Regions from separate parts of the Homo sapiens genome. Here region 2 is linked to region 1. Evidence: read pairs that join two places in POLR2A ChIA-PET (ENCODE). Cell type or tissue: MCF 10A. All regions are shown on one strand.

Region 1 (2,500 bases):
GGCTAAGTTTTGTATTTTTAGTAGAGATGGGGTTTCACCATGTTGGACAGGCTGGTCTCAAACTCTTGGCCTCAAGTGATCCGTCTGCCTCAGATCCGTCTCCCAGAGTGCTAGGATTACAGGCAAGAGCCACTGCACCTGACAGCCTTGTGAGATTCTAAGCAGAGGATCCTGCTGAGCCATAGCTGGAACTCCTAACCCACAGAGATGATGAAATAGTGTGTGTAGTTTTAAGCTGCTAAATTTGTAGCCATTTGTTACATAGTAATAGATAATTGATACACCAACTTCTTTGATTTGTGTTGAGGGCTTTGTAATCTGCAATGCATTGTAGATGCAGAATACATTACTGGATCCAATATCTAGCACAGTGCAGGCATGCTGTACTCTCAATAAATATTTGGGGATAATATTTTTTTGAGACCGACTTTCGCTCTTGTTGCCCAGGCTAGAGTGCAATGGTGCAATCTCGGCTCACTGCAACCTCCGCCTCCTGGGTTCAAGCGATTCTCCTGTCTCAGCTTCCTGAGTAGCTGGCATTACAGGCATGTGCCACCATGCCCACTAATTTTGTATTTTTAGTAGAGACGAAGTTTCTCCATGTTGGTCAGGCTGGTCTCGAACTCCCGACCTCAGGTGATCCTCCTACCTTGGCCTCCCAAAGTGCTGGGATTACAGGCATGAGCCACCACTCCCAGCGGGGATAATGATTTTTTTTGGTAAACTGAGGCTAAATGGACATGAAGGTGAGCATTGTGACAGAAAAGAAGTCATATAAAGCAGTAGACAGAGTTTTTGAAGTGCAGGGATATCTTCTATCTTGCAGATTTATCAGCTGATTGCATATGGACCTCAGGTACAAGCTGGTGGATCCCTTTCGACCCCATTCCTCAGATTTCACTGGCTGATTGTGTGTCAGGGGCCTGACTTTCCTGCTGTCCCGGTTTTTCAGACTTACAGGCTCGAGTGCTGCACCAGCCACTACATGTGGCAATGGAGCAATTGAAATGTGGCTAACTGGAATTGAAATGCATAGTGAATGTAAAACACCCACCAGATTTTAAAGACTTAGTATAATAAAAAGAGTGTAAAAAATCTTGTTAGTAATTTTTCCATTGATTATATGTTGAAATAATATTTTATATATTTAGGGTTAAATGAAAATATATTAAAATTAATTTCCCCTGTTTCTCTTTGGTCTTTTTGACATGACTACTAGAAAATTTTAAATTCCATGGGGGCTCACATTCTATTTCTATTTCTATATTTTCTACTGGACTGCATTGCTCTAGAGTGCTATTAAAGGGTTAACTTTGTGCTCTCGTCTGTTTTCGTGCCAACCTCTGTGACTCACAGGTTGAGAACTACTGCCCAAGGTCTAGTTCTGGGTCACCAGAAACTGAAGTAAGAGGACACTCCTTTTACTTGCACGTCACAGACTTTGTCAGCGTGTGCTCCATGAGTGGGTTCAGCTCTGCGGCTGTTTTTTTTTTTTTTTTTTTTTTTTTTTGAGACGGGAGTCTTGCCCTGTTGCCCAAGCTGGAGTGCAGCGGCGCGATCTGGACTCAATGCAACCTCCGCCTCCCGGATTCAAGCTATTTTCCTGCCTCAGCTTCCCGAGTAGCTGGGCCTACAGGTGCCCGCCACTATGCCTGGCTAATTTTTTTTATTTTTAGTAGAGACGGAGTTTCACCATGTTGGCCAGGCTGGTATCGAGCTGCTGATCTCAAGTGATCTGCTGGCCTTGGACTCCCAAACTGCTGGGATTATAGGCGTGAGCCACTGTGCCCGGCCTTGCGGCTGGTTTTAATGTGCTGACTGAGCTGTGCTCCTCACTGTGTAAGGCTGAATAGTCCCGCACTTCCCTGCCTTAGTGAGCTTGATAAGTGCACTAGGAAATTAGCGCCATCTGCTACTTTACTTATCTCCTCCTGCTCTTCAGCTCCCACCTATAGCCCTCCCTGGAGGGGAAGGCCCATAACCCCAGCAGGCGGGGTCTGGGCCTGCGCAGATAGCTCCCAGCTGCTCATTAACGCTGCACAGGGGCTCAGGGTAGGGCAGGGCCAGCTGTGTGCACCATGGCTGCTGTTAGCATCCCTATTTTATAGATGGGGATGTTCAGGTATGGAAAGATCAAGTAACTTGCATCTAGGTAAGCTGCAGAACCAAGATGCTGGCACACCTCCAGGCATCATTTCTTCTCAGTTCTAATAGTGATGCTGAAAATTCTGTCAGATTAGCCATTCAAAGGATTTCTTCCCTGTTAAAATTCAGCTATCAGGACTGAGTGTGGTGGCTCGCGTCTGTAATCCCAGCATTTTGGGAGTATATATATAAACAGCATCCACCTAATACCATGGTTGTGAGAACTGAATGAGATTACCCATGCAAAGTGTCTAGTGCTTGGCACATGTACACACTCAATAAATATTGGCTCTTATTATTTCCTTATTCCTTACATATTAAGCACCTGCTGTTTTGGGAAAACAGATGCATCAGA
Region 2 (2,500 bases), 100 kb before region 1:
GAGGTTGGGGCAGGAGAATCACTTGAACCTTGGAGGCAGAGGTTGCAGTGAGGGGAGATCATGCCACTGCATTCCAGCCTGGGCGACAGAGCGAGACTCTGTCTCAAAAAAAAAAAAAAAAGAAAAAGAAAAAAAAAAGAAATTCACCAAATGCGTCACCGTATCCGGGGGTCAGAAAGCATAAGGACACCCAGGAATGAAGTCATTTGCCCAAGGTCACCATGCCACATGGCTACTTCGAAGCAGACCTTATAAATCTCCACAGTGTGGGTGCCCTGGAAGTCTCTCGTGCCCTAAGTGTTTAGATGATACCTGACTGAGCATAAGTCCTGGGGAGAAAGATTCAATCAAAGTTCCAAATCTGATTCTATTCCAGCCAGAGCTGAGTGAGTGTCTGTCTCTCCTTTTCCCTGGGCCTGTCACAATCTCAACAAATAGGCTTTTAAATTAAGTAGTGATTTGGAATGTAAGTGAGTGCATTTAAGATGATAAGAGACGGAGAGATCCTAATGGCTGAAATATTTGTCATATCACAAGTAAACGGAGTGTTTCGGGGAGTCACTAATATAACTAATTTTTTCCAAATCCTCCTCTGCTCTGTGTGGGAAGATGAGGTCAGTGCAGGTTGAGCCAGCCCGGAGTGAGCAGCTGCCAGGGGACTGAAGAGAATACTGATGGATGGCTGAGGCGCCCGGACAGTTCGCCTCAGGAAACCAGAGCCCACTTGTTCAAATTAAGCTATGGATGCCCAACAACCGGTGGCAGGCTGCCACGAATGAAAAGGTGGGGAAATGAATGCACAGCCCAGCCCGCCTCCCCCGGAGAGTGGAGCTGTGCTGTCGGTTTGGGCTTGGCCCCTATGCTGGGGGGTGTCTGAAAGGAAGCTGGAAGTAATCTAACGCAGCTCCCTCCTCCTCGCACCCTGACACCCCATTCTTGAATATCCTCTGCAGCAAGCCCAAATCATTTTAGTCAGACCTCTTGTTGGTGGCTCCTGGAGCCTGGTATCTCACTACCTCCGTGGCAGCCCACTTTCCTTGGCAGATCCCAGAGGTATATTCGGCACTCACTGTCCAAAATGAATAGCCCCCTCAGTTAGGCTTGGTGTCTCGAGTGTTTAGGCTTACAGCCAAAACCCAAGTTCCAGTCTTTTATTTATTTATTTATAAATTTTAAGTTGTCTATTATTTATTTATTTATTATTTTTATATTTATTTATTTTTGAGAAGGAGTCTCACTCTGTCGCCCAGCCTGGAGTGCAATGGTGCGATCTCGGCTCACTGCAACCTCCGCCTCCCGATCAAGTTCCACTACCACATTTGCTCTGCAGCCTTCAGGCAGAAACAATACCTTTGCTGAGACGCCTTCTTCGTTTGTAAAAATGGGAATGACATTTGCACCATGGCTTTTCACAATGGCAAGTGCTGGTGGAAAGAGAGAACTGGTCATTTCACCTGAACCTCACATTAATTTGGGGCCTTAAGTTTAGATTTTGACATTATCTTAAAATAAATACACATTCAGGCCAAGCACGGTGGCTCACACCTGTAATCCCAGTACTTTGGGAGGTCAAAGTTCCCAAAATCCTCCCATGTTTGGGAGGCTGGTCAGAAGTTCAAGATCAGCCTGGCCAAACATGGTGAAATTGTCTCTACTAAAAATACAAAAAATTAGCCGGGTGTGGTGGCACGCGCTTGTAATCCCAGTTACTCAGGAGGCTGAGGCACACGAATCGCTTGAACCCGGGAGGTGGACTTGCAGTGAGCCGAGATTGTGCCATTGCACTCTAGCCTGGGCGATAAGGTGAGACTGTCTCTCTCACACACACACACACACACACACACGCACACACACACACACACGCACACACACACACACACACACTCAGCCAAAGAGAAATACTGATAAGACTAAAAGGAAATGATCACCCAGGAGCAGTGGCTCATGCCTATAATCCAAGCACTTTGGGAGGCTGAGACCAGTGGCTTGCTTGGGCCCAAGAGTTCCAGACCAACCTAAGCCACATGTCAAAACCCCATCTCAATTAAAAAAAAAAATAGGAGATGTTCCTCGTTGGAAATGTATGAGTCATTTTTGGGCCACCCCTTCTGCAGCACACACTAATGGGATTTTTAAAATACATTTTTGTCTAGGACGAGTATTTAGCATTGCATTTTTTAGGTAGTTTGTTTGTTTGTTTTAAGACAGCGTCTCACTCTGTCATCCAGGCTGGAGTGCAGTGGTACAATCACAGCTCACTGTGGCCTTGACCTCCTGGGCTCAAGCCATCCTTTCACCTCAGCCTCCCGAGTAGCTGGGACTACAGGCACATGCCACCACATTTGGCTAATTTTTTAAACTTTTTGTAGAGATGGGCTCCCACTATGTTGAACTCCTGGGCTCAAGTGATCCTCCTGCCTGGGCCTCTCAAAATGCTGGGATTACAGGCAGGAGACACCATACTTGGCCAGCATTGCGTTTTTGTTTACTTTTTAAAAAT

The links. Peaks named below come from ENCODE experiments on the same cell type or tissue, not always from the same donor. Only the 100,000 strongest peaks of a DNase experiment are listed, where the experiment ranks them.
Region 2: POLR2A ChIA-PET joins it to region 1 with 6 read pairs; 3 of 35 experiments call an interaction of 5 or more read pairs at or near these places.

What each region holds. Positions count from the first base shown.
Region 1 is chr11:123,143,970-123,146,469 of GRCh38, forward strand. The region is part of intron 1 of CLMP (CXADR like cell adhesion molecule); the gene reads right to left. Among named protein-coding and RNA genes, the nearest start is that of CLMP, 50 kb to the right of the region's middle. In MCF 10A, no CTCF peak of the experiment used is centred here; a DNase peak (open chromatin) is centred at 1,412.
Region 2 is chr11:123,039,515-123,042,014 of GRCh38, forward strand. No RefSeq gene overlaps it. Among named protein-coding and RNA genes, the nearest start is that of SNORD14E, 17 kb to the right of the region's middle. In MCF 10A, no CTCF peak of the experiment used is centred here; no DNase peak of the experiment used is centred here.